Linked DNA regions of Homo sapiens: all the other regions are linked to region 3. Evidence: chromatin contacts called from ENCODE Hi-C or POLR2A ChIA-PET data. All regions are on one chromosome and are shown on one strand. Each heading gives the region's core, a stretch centred on a gene start or an enhancer-like site at or near the end of the contact. The rest is flanking DNA. Distances are from core to core; before and after follow the strand shown. Region 1 holds the start of AMBRA1 (autophagy and beclin 1 regulator 1). Region 2 overlaps AMBRA1 (autophagy and beclin 1 regulator 1). Region 3 holds the start of DGKZ (diacylglycerol kinase zeta).

Evidence for each region. Hi-C counts contacts between places; a loop is a spot of excess contacts on that map. ChIA-PET counts read pairs that join two places held with the same protein, here RNA polymerase II (POLR2A). Pooled maps may share reads with other maps.
Region 1: a loop to region 3 is called in a map of CD8-positive, alpha-beta T cell, with 2.6 times the contacts of the local background. The contact joins the promoter of AMBRA1 here to the promoter of DGKZ in region 3. A Hi-C loop is called at or near these places in 1 of 168 maps with a recorded cell type or tissue (CD8-positive, alpha-beta T cell), 1 of 37 single-sample maps with no recorded cell type and 9 of 50 pooled maps. POLR2A ChIA-PET finds 5 or more read pairs at or near these places in 4 of 52 experiments (A673, B cell, HEK293 and 1 more).
Region 2: a loop to region 3 is called in a pooled map, with 2.8 times the contacts of the local background. The contact joins the enhancer-like site here to the promoter of DGKZ in region 3. A Hi-C loop is called at or near these places in 2 of 50 pooled maps. POLR2A ChIA-PET finds 5 or more read pairs at or near these places in 6 of 52 experiments (A673, H1, OCI-LY7 and 3 more).

Annotation. Positions count from the first base shown.
Region 1 is chr11:46,592,026-46,595,755 of GRCh38, reverse strand. AMBRA1 (autophagy and beclin 1 regulator 1) reads left to right here and starts at 1,733. Exons shown (of 18, transcript NM_001387011.1): 1 at 1,733-1,928. RefSeq lists enhancers at 1,549-1,978, 1,481-1,981.
Region 2 is chr11:46,558,724-46,562,718 of GRCh38, reverse strand. All of the region lies in intron 1 of AMBRA1 (autophagy and beclin 1 regulator 1), which reads left to right. Among named protein-coding and RNA genes, the nearest start is that of AMBRA1, 33 kb to the left of the region's middle. Within about 2 kb of position 1,863, at least 12 of the 41 ENCODE cell types and tissues checked have a DNase peak (open chromatin) inside an H3K27ac peak, as active enhancers do; they include A673 and OCI-LY7, where a contact is called at or near this core.
Region 3 is chr11:46,345,879-46,349,050 of GRCh38, reverse strand. It overlaps DGKZ (diacylglycerol kinase zeta), which reads right to left and starts at 1,588. Exons shown (of 31, transcript NM_001199267.2): 1 at 1,231-1,588. The coding sequence starts at 1,391. RefSeq lists silencers at 280-439, 1,076-1,289, 1,252-1,301, 1,402-1,881 and enhancers at 1-762, 2,666-2,715, 2,786-2,855.

The DNA of each region.
Region 1 (3,730 bases), core at 484-2,983, 250 kb before region 3:
CTCGGCCTCCCAAAGTGCTGGGATTACAGGCGTGAGCCACCGCGCCCGGCCTGGGCAGTATTTTCAAAGACTTAGAGGAGATTTTTGTAAAGTGCCAATACATTATTTAAAAAAGGCTAATACTGTAAGGATGTGCTCTTTGAGTTTAATTAAAGTCTTCAAAGGCTGGGACTTTTTTTTTTTTTTTTTTTTTTTTTTTTTTTTTTTTTTTTTTTTTTTTAGACGGAGTCTTGCTGTGTCGCCCAGGCTGGAGTGCAGTGGCACGATCTCTGCTCACTGCAACCTCCGCCTCCTGGGTTCAAGCGATTCTCCTGCCTCAGCCTCCCGAAAAGCTGGGATAACAGGCACCCGCCACCACGACCGGCTAATTTTTGTATTTTTAGTAGAGACGGGGTTTCACCATCTTGACCAGGCTGGTCTCAAACTCCTGACCTCGTGATCCACCTGCCTCGGCCTCCCAAAGTCCTGGGCTTACAGGCGTGAGCCACTGCGCCCGGCATTTAAAAAAAAAAAAATTTAAGATAGGGTCTTGCTCCATAGATCAGGCTGGAGTGCAATGGTGTGATCATGGCTCATCGCAGCCTCCACCTCCCGGGCTCAGGATATCCTTTCATCTTAGCTTCCCGAGTAGCTGGGCCTACAGGCGGGAGCCACCAGGCCCGGCTAACTTTTTGTATTTATTTATTTTTTTTTTATAGAGACTGGAGTCTCACCATGTTGCCCAGGCTGGTCTTGAACTCCAGGGCTCAAAGCAATCCACCAGCCTCGTCTCCTAAAGTGCTGGAATTATGGACGTGAGCCGCTGCGCCCGACAAACTGGGACTATCTTGTTTCCTTTTTACACCCTTCCTCTCTGAGTAGTGGGGAAGGGTGTAAACCTCCCTAGGAGCAGGTAAGGTAGACTATGATTGCTCACAATTGGTAACCATACTTGCAGTGATCTTTGTGATTTATTGAATCACATCTAGGATGTACATATTAATCCATATTTGTGCTGAGCATATTCATTTATCAACTAAGAGACTACAGAAAAAAGCCATTGTTGTGGTGATGAAAATGTCAACACTTTATCAGGTTCTGAACCCAAAGAGACTTTTGCTTATTATGTAAGAAGCACACCTGTGGCTCTAGGCCTTTGGAAGAAAATAAAAGAGAAAAGCAATCCGTGTGCTTTTTTTCCCCCTGCCTTAAGGTCAGGCTACATAATTCTGGGTTTTCCCAGCTTCTCTTGGTCATGCTTTGTGGGGACTAAACTGGAGCTTTTACGTAGACTGTTCATTTTGTTCCTCAGCTTGAATTCTCTCTCGTTTTCTGTCTCTATGATTTTTAATTCCCCTCACTGCTCTGTTAGGAAACTAAGGGTCAAATGAGGTTAACTAATTTGCTCAATTGGGATAAAGAGTGTTGGGAGTCCATAGAACAGTTGGGGGACTATAGTTACACAACAAGTGTTATTGCGCTATGATTTGATCTTCAACACATTCACGAGAAACTCCAGTTCTCTAAAGAACTTTAACAGCCGGCGACCCACAGAAAATGGCAGAAGTGCAGGCTCTTTTTTAACCCGTGGCTTATGATCTGGGTTTGTTTATTTACGCCTCAGACAGGAGCCGGACCTTGAGTAGGAGTTGAGCTGTTTTTCGGCGCTCGGCTGTGGTTCCTTGAACGATTGCTTGGGCGTTCCTCCTTTGATGTCTGGGGCGTTCTTGTATTCGGTGATCTTTTGCGCCGTCTTCTTGCTTGATGTCTCCTGAGCGGCGGCGGCGCCGGGTCGAGGGCTGAGTTGTCCGCGAGGCCCCGCGCTCAAGCCGCCTTCTCCTGCCGGTCGGTAGAACGGACCCCTTCCTTTATTCCTGTCTCCTCTTTCTTTTTCCCTGTGGCTCAGCCCGTTCGCTGGACTGCAAACCGAGCTCCCGTCTGCCTTGCAGGTAGGCCCAGGAGGAGCCTGGGAGGCCCAGCCCGGCATCCTTCCGCCGCGGGGTTGAGAAGACCTTGGCGCCGGCGGGTGGGCAGGCTGGCCGGCCGCCGTGACACTGCCAGAGGAGGGGCTACCGGACTGCGTTGAGGGGCGCGGCCGGAGGGGCAGCCCGGAACCGAGGGAGAAGCCGAAAGGAGGGAGAGTTGCTGGGGCTTCCCGGTGTGGTTCTTTAGGGAGGAGATGTTGGGTCTAGGGCACCCCCAGTGTGTGGCGAAAATGGCTTTCCAGGAACCGATAGAGCTTTGCGCACTTTGACCCTCCTTCCTTTCTCCTTTTCCCCCCACCCCGAAGTCTCCGGGTGTCATGCCTCAATTGCACTGGGGACCCCTACTGAGTCCAGCCTTTGAAGGGACCTTTGAGTAGGTGGAGGCTTATGGAACAAGGCCCTCTGGCTCTTCTGAGCGAAGTGTTATGTTCTCGCCTTTTTCTGGGTGGGTAAACTGAGGCTGATGTCTGGGACGTGACTTCCCCACATATCCCCAACAGATCATTAAATTCACTGTAAGTCACTTTTTGTCGTTTACCAATTCCCTTCCCCCCACTTACCAGTCAAGTTATGAAAACAGTGAGTTATTGTTTGATCGTCTGTGATCCCAATTTTCCTAGGAATATAGACTGTTAGGAATATAGATCCTGTCACAAGAGGCTTCAGAAGTAAAGGAACCATGTGGTTTCTTGGCTGTTTTGCTTTTCAAAGTCTGTATCATTTTAACTAGTGTAGCAATGACAGTTTCTTTTTGTTTCTTGATAACCTTGTTGTCTACTTTGTTTCCTGATAACCTTGTTGTCTACTTTGTTTCCTGATAACCTTGTTGTCTACATTGTTTCCTGGTTGATTTATCCTCCTTCTCCCCAGCCTCTTTGGAAATCTTATAACTATGGTGTTTGTGGTTAGAGGTTAGAGTCTAGTAGAGGATGGTCAAGACTTTGAAGGCAAACGCTTGTCCTGTGAGGGTCTGCTTTCTGGGGAGTATCCAATGGAAACCCAAGGAGTCTGTCTCTCTTTTTTCTTTTTTTTTTTTAAGACAGGCTAGCTCTGTCGCCCAAACTGGAGTGCAGTGGCGCGATCTTGGCTCACTGCAACCTCTGCCTCCCGGGTTCAAGCGATTCCCCTGCCTCAGACTCCCGAGTAGCTGGAAGTACCGGCGCGCGCCACCACACTCGGCTAATTTTTGTATTTGTAGTAAAGACGGGGTTTCATCATGTTGGCCAGGCTGGTCTTGAACTCCTGGCCTCAAGTGATTCGTCCACGTCGGCCTCTCAAAGTGCTGGAATTACAGGCATCCACCGCGCCCGCCCAGTTTTGTTGTATTTGATTAGTAGTTTGGTCACTGCACATACAAAAGCTAAAAAAGGCTGTGTGTAGAAATCATTCAAATATTGAGATATTTAAATGAAAGGTTAACGCTTTGGGAACTCCTTTGTGGTTCCCTTTTCCTTCCCAGCTTGGAAAGTCTGGGGACTAAGTCTGTTATTTTCATCGGATTCAGTACCATGATCCTAATTTGTGTCACTTCATTCTTGGAAAAAAAAAAATTCAGCCTGTCGGGCGCAGTGGCTCACTCCTGTAATCCCAGCACTTTGGGAGGCCAAGGCAGGTGGATCACCTGAGGTCGGAAATTCGAGACCAGCCTGACTAACGTGGAGAAACCTAAAAATTCAAAATTAGCCGGGCGTGGTGGCGCATGCCTGTAATCCCAGCTACTTGGGAGGCTGAGGCAGGAGAATCACTTGAACTCGGGAGGCGGAGGT
Region 2 (3,995 bases), core at 614-3,113, 210 kb before region 3:
TATTCATAGAAAAATAGAAAGTGATCCTAAACTATTGATTTATCCCTTTAATCTGCTCCCCCACCCGCAAACATAACACATATAGTAGAACCCTTCTCAATAAGTGTCTCCACTATCCACTTGGGACTTAGGCCCAAAACTTAGGAATCACTCTTCATTTCTCTCTCACACCTCAAATACAATGCATCTGTAATTCCCTTAGCTGTTTCTCCAAAATATATTCTGAGTATGACTATTCATCTCTTATATTGCTATAACCCTGGCCCAAATTCCCATCATCTTGTCATTTCCTTAGCTAAAATCCTCTAATAGTAACCCATTACACTTAATAAAATCCAAATTTTATCATGGTCTGCTAGTACCAACCTGTCTTTATTCTCTTCCTTGTTAGTGGTGCTCCAGCCATGTTGGCCTTATTTCCGGCCTTCACATGCGCTAAGCTTACCTGTTAGGGACCTTAGTACTTGGTACTCCTCATCCTCCTTGAAATATTTTTTTCACCTGCCTCTTTTCTCAAGGTTTCTATTTCAAGATGCCAGTCTTAACTCAAATGTCATCTCAGAGAGGCTTTCTCTGGCCACCCCAGGTAAAAGGGTGTGTTGTTTTCTTTCACCTGCCATATTTTCTTTCTAGCCTTTTTCAGTACTTGAAAGTATTGTTAATATTTAATTATATAAAAATCACATAAGCTTTTGGGGGGCAAGAATGTTCTTCTTTACTATAGTATCCTCAGTGCCTAGAACAGTGCCAACATAATACCTGCTTAATCAATGCTTGTTGGTTATTTATCAGTGCTTTTACATCCTTCCCCATCTTTAAGTGTTCTTTATTTGGAAAGTTGGGGAAATGGAATCCAGCTTCTACTCAGATTTAAATAACTAGGTTCTTAAATCTAATGCCTTCTTTTGATTGGCTAAGAAATGTGATTGGCATGGTAGGGTGGCATGTCGGCCTTTTAGCATAAGAACTCTGTGTTTAATAATTTGACTTCTTTTCTTGAAGCCTCGAGGGAAATTTTTTCTTTCCCTATTTTAGTCAGCCAAGAACCTGACCTGGGCTGACTATAAGATTGGAAAACACTGAACACAGTATCTACTAAGCCAAGCAAGGACTGGGAGTGTAGCTCTGGTACTATCTGAAGGAAAAGCCTGAATTCAAATCCTGCTTTGGCTCCAGACTCATCTGTGAATCTAGATGAATTTCTTAACCTCTTCCAGGTTTTGTTTTTCTTATTTGTCTGATGAGTAATCACATCTGTCCTAGGACTTGTGAAGATTCCTGGGTTAATGTTCTCAAAGCTTTTTTTTTTTTCTGACAATATTCTTTCCTTTTTTTTTTGAGATGGAGTCTCACTTTGTTACCTAGGCTGGAGTGCAATGGCATGATCTCGGCTCACTGCAACTTCCACCTCCTAGGTTCAAGCGATTCTCCTGCCTCAGCCTTCCGAGTAGCTGGGATTACAGGCGCGTGACACCACGCCCAGCTAATTTTTGTATTTTTAGTAGAGACAGGGTTTCACCGTGTTGGCCAGGCTAGTCTCGAACTCCTGACCTCAGGTGATCCACCTGCCTTGGCCTCTTAAAGTGCTGGGATTACAGGTGTGAGCTACTGCGCCTGGCCCAACAATATTCTTGCTGTAGCTCCAGGGGTTTCCAGGAAGAATTGGGGGCAATGTGGTGCTCCCAGGAAGGAGTTGGATTCTTTCTCAAAGACTATGCAGAGAATAGAAAGATGTGATCCTTTATGATTTGAAATCGGCCCTACTCCAGCCTCCTGATATTGTTGGTGGATGAAAGGTATATTGTTGCCAAAGTCATTAGGTCTGTTTGAGGCAGCTGGTTTCAGTTTCCGTTTCTGGGGTTAAGCTGTTTTGCCTCTGAAATTTCTTCCATCAGAAGCTACTCTTTTTTTGTTGCTTGCTAATAGGAAATCTTTTGCCATTTCTGTACATTTAAGAGTAGCCTTCTTGGTCTTCTTGATTCTTTTGATAGCTTGAAACCAAAAAATTGAGCTTCAGTTTCTTCTTGGTTTAGTGCTTTCCTCCTTGTTCTTCCTTCCGTTTTTAGGAGTTCTTGTGTTCTCAGCACACTGTTTTCTCCAGAATAATTTGCAGATAAAACTTCCGTTTCTTTTTTCTTCATCCTTCTGAGGTAAGTGGGAGTAAGGAAAATTGTCAGTCTCAAATTTGGGTCTTATTGCTTTCTATTTCCGGTTTTGATCACACTTTGTTTTGAGCACAAGCTTTCCCGTGTTTCAGACATTAGGCAGCATCATTGTGAGTTACTTTAGAAAGCTCTAGTAAGCAAAATCTGTAGCAGGAAAGCTGGTGCTTCACTTCTCCCCCCTTATTATAGTTACAGTAATTAGAATTTACTCAGTTTTGTATCTTCAAAACATTTTGTAAAATTGTTAGCCCATTTGTGATATATCCTATACAGAGGTCGGTCTTATTTTGAGTTTATATATAAAAAACTAATGCTGCTGCCTGTGTGCAGTAGAGGTGCAGGTTCTGTCTGTTGACAGTTTATTTCTGGGATTTTGGCTTCTTATAAAGAAAGGGACTGTGTATAATTTTAATTGATTGATCTTAGTTCTGTTGAATTATTTGTTTTCAATTTGTCAGGTGGTTAATTAGAGATAATGTAATCTGTGGCTTTTTATAATCACTGTAGTTTCCTTTGCAATCTTTCTCTTAGAACTGTAGGTGCGAGACTTCTTTGTGTGAACTTCTGTTTATCACATACTCTGGTTATTGTTCTATCTTGAGTTTTACTTTGAAAAGTAATAATCTTGTCTTGAAATTTTATAACCCATTTCCCCTAAGATTCTCCAAGGATTTTATTCCTTTAAGATAGAAGGAAGGTATTATTACTTTCAGTTTACATATTGGAGGAAAACTTGAAATTCAGCGAGGATATGATTTGTCCAAGATTATATAACAAGCCAGCGATAAAAATCAGTTATTAAAGCTTCTTACCTCTTAGTCTTATCTTTATTTATTAAATCACTGATTCTTGTTATAAACTTGACTGATACTCCTATATCCCCAGATTGCAGGATCAGCTTTCTTAGGGAGTAAATTAGGATGAAGGTTTTGTATTTAGTATTCTCAAGCTCGAAAGGTGTAATATCCCATATTCTCATCTCTGCTATCAGAATATCCACTGTCTCTGTACTTTGTTCTTAATATTCTGTGTTTCAAATAGGAGGATTAAAAAAATTTTACTGCCATTTTTGAGGTTATTTTTCTTTCTTCTTCCCTACTTATAGTTGAGGTAGTGATGGATTAGTCCTTTGCTTACTCTCTTGCCTGGCCCTCTCGTGATCAATGACATGTGCGTAATGAAATGACTGGCTGAAATTAGGTTGGTAATGGTGCAAAGCCTTGTCTTTACTTTTCTTTTCTTTCTTTTTTTTTTTGAGACAGGGTCTCACTCTGTCATCCAGGCGGAGTACAGTGGCGTGATCTCGGCTCACTGCAACCTCTGCCTCCCGAGTTCAAGCAATTCTCCCACCTCAGTCTCCCGAGTAGCTGGGATTACAGGGGCGTGCCACCACGCCCATCTAATTTTTGCATTTTTAGTAGAGACGGGGTTTCACCATGTTGGCCAGGCTGGTCTCGAACTCCTGACCTCAGGTGATCCACCCGACTCAGCCTCCCAAAGTGCTGGATTACAGGAGTGAGCCACTGCACCCGGCTTAGGTTTTTCTTTTTAAGGTATTTGACTTGTAGAAATTGAATTTATGACTTTGAACTCATAACCACCACACTTTTTAAAACTCTAGATGTTGCTGTTTATGATAGTTTTGGGTTCATTTGGGATCTTTTCACAACTCTGAATATAAGTAAATACACATACTCATGCTCTTCTACGCTAGACATTGTGCTAGGTACTGGGACTATGACAGACATGTTTTTTGCCCTCACAGAGTTTATAATCTACTTAGGAAGAACGAGTCCTAAGAAAGGATCACCAGTGTGATAAAATAAATTT
Region 3 (3,172 bases), core at 339-2,838:
GCCCACACGACAGGAGAAAACCGCCCATGTTATTGGTGGGTAAAGTCTACCCAGGGAAGGGGCAGAGCAAAGCTAAGGGGCGGGGTGGGGGTGAATGCCACCAAGTCTAGGCAGCTGCAGAAAAGTGAGAGGGAGGCCTTGGGCAGACTCCAAGTGGTCAGAGTTCAGTCTGAGGTGGCTCTGGGGTCCTTGGCTGATTGGCTACAAGCTCCTTGGCCACCAGGGAAGGGCAAGGCTCGGTCAGGAAGAAGCGCAGGGAGCCAGGTCAGGTACTCCTGGGGCCTCACGTCCCTTACCTTACACCACGGCTACCAGGGCAGGCAGCGGCTCACGACCAAGAGCAGCACACTTGCCATGAACTGCCTGCACTCAGTCTTTCCACACTCTCCCCCCGGTTCCCCGCTAGAGTCCTGGTCAAAGCTCTGTCACAGGCACAAGATGGTGACATTTGGAGTGCTGGGGGAGGGGGCAAGATGAAGCTTGAACAGCCAGCAGATTCCAGACTCCAGCCCACCCCATCCCTTTCCCAGCATGGGCTGGAAGAGGGTAGAGGGAGACATGCTGCCTGCCTAGCAGAGGGATGGGCTGGGGTCTCTCTGCTAATTAAGAGCAAGGTAGGGCAGATGATCAGGCACCCCCAACCCCAAGGAGAAGCTTAACATGTTAAACAATTAAACCAGTGACCAGAGCTTGGGGACAAGCCATGTGTGGTGACGGTATCAACGGGGCTACGTTCTGCAGATGCCACGCAGTGATGGTAGGCAACCTGGTCCCACGAAAGTCCAAAGGGCGGTGTGATCCCCACCTCAGTGGTGCCAGGAGGCTCAGAGAGGCCCTGTTCTATCAGTGCCAAGAAGGCGTGGGTGACCAGTCCTGGGGGCCCAACCTGCTTGTGCCGGGGGCTGGGGTGATTCCATCTTCCTGCTGGAGGGTTGGGAGCCGATCCTCCCACGGTACTACACATGAGGCGCACTAGACTGCCGGTGCCAGGGAATGACCCCCACCCGGTGACAGTGCCAAGCCGACCGATCCCGCCCGTGTCCCGGCCCTGGGGGATGACTCCCAGTGGGTGCCCACGCCAAGACGGCTCGTGCCGCCGGTGCCAGCCTCTCCCCGACTCAGTGTCAGTACCGAAGTGGCCCGGACCCCCAGTGGCCGAGGAATGTCCCCCGGTGAGGGAGCGGTAACCTGCCGGTGCCTCGGTGCCTGCCCCGCCGCCGCCCCGCTCACCTGTGCCCGAAGAGCCGCAGCCCCGGGAAGCGCCGCTTGTTGAGTCGCCGCGGCGCCTTGTCCGGCTCGGGACCGGCGTCGCGCTCGGAGCCGCTGGACGAGGCGGAAGCCGACTCGGAGTCGCTGCTCCGGGCCTCGGGGCTACCGTCCCGCGGCTCCATCCGGCCCTAGCCCCGGCCGGCGGAGGGCCCGCGGGAGACGCCCATGCCGGGCCGGCGGCCGGGGCTCAGCACGCCCGCTCCGCGCCGCCCGCCACCTCCATGGCGCGCGCTCGCTCCGCCCGCCCCGCGCCGCGCGCCCCCGCTCCCCACGCCCAGGTGCCCGGGAAGCCGCTGCCGCCGCCGCTCCAGGAAGTGCCGCCAGCCGCGGCCGCAGGACCCCGCATAGCTGGCCGGGCCGCTGCCTGCCCGCCGCCGAGCACGCCCCCTCGGCCGCACGGTGGCACCGGGCCCGCAGCGCCCTCTGCCGGACGCCCGCTGCGCTGCAGCCCGCTGGGGCGGTCCGAGGGGCGGGGCGACGAATGGGCGGGGCAGCAGAAAGCCCTGCCCCCAGCCCGGCCCGGCCCGCCTGGATGGGACTGAATCTCCCGGCCTGGCACACTCGCACTGCGCGCATCCAGACGCGCATCTTTCCTCCCCCGATCCCTCCGCTACCAAACAACTGCACGCTCACAAGTGTACACTCGCGAGGGCTGCTGTCACCACCTCCCCTCCGCTCTCGCACACCCTACTCATAGCCACTCACAATCTCCACCCATACCTCCTTGGCTCCCCCAAATCGCACCCAGGGGAACAAAAGTCACACAGTGCTCCCCATGCACGCAGAACAAACACATCCCTTACACAATTATGCCCACTCATTACTTAAACGAACACTTCCCACCCCAGCCTCTCGCACTCAGTGACCAAAGTCACTTAATGACTCGCACACACACCAACAAAGAACTCACAAGTTTCTCCTACAAAGTCATCCTTCCACAGCTATTCACAATGGTTTCCAACCTTCTCACCCAGGCCCAACACATCGCATTTTCCTGACATAGTATTCAACAGAACCTATAGATCTCATATGCTACGGGAATCACCTGCACAGCCCTTACACACTCACAAATACACAGAAGGACAACAGGTACCACACTCCCATTCACAAGCACACATGCCCACACAGAACACACACCTTTCTCCTACATACAAATACTCCCAGGACAATGGTTACCGGTTGCCACATCCCTCACACATATGTATGTGTGTGCATATGCACACACTCCCATCCAGAAATATACCTCACATGCACACACAAAGACACCCCACAATGCAGCCGAGGCCGTCCCCCTCCAGAAATGAGAGCAATTGGAACCCAAGCAGTCACCTGTAGGGGCACAGCCATCACACACACCGGGGCTGTTTCTGATGGCCCCCGCAGGGCTGACGAAGGGAGGCCAGGAGCTGGGAAGCATGGTCTTCCACCTCCCCAAACCCTACCACCCTGCTGCCCACACCAGCTGCCCACTACTTCTGTGTGCACGCCTCTCTGCCAAGCCACATCCTGTGTCACCTTCGCTTTCATCCTCCCCTCTTGGGTTCTGGCAGCCCGTTTTCCAGCCTTAGTCAGCCGCAAATAGCCAATGCTTAGGGCTGTGACCTGCGGACAAGCCTGTGATTTTGAGGAAGAACCAGCACCCCGAGGCCCAGAACCCTCTCCCAGTTTCCTGCAAGTTGGGAGAAGGTCTGATCAGGGAGGTGGGGCTCCAGCCCTCCAGCCAGCAGCTGGTGCCAGGGTGGCCAGGAGGAGGGCAGATCAATCCCCAAGTATGCCTGACAACTGGCCTCTGGGGTGCATGGGTCCTTTTGGGGAAGTTTCCCAATGGCTCTTACTCCAAGCTCTGAGAGAAGAGATCAGAGGCAACTGAAGACCCCACGGAGTCTCCACAAGGCCTTGCAGC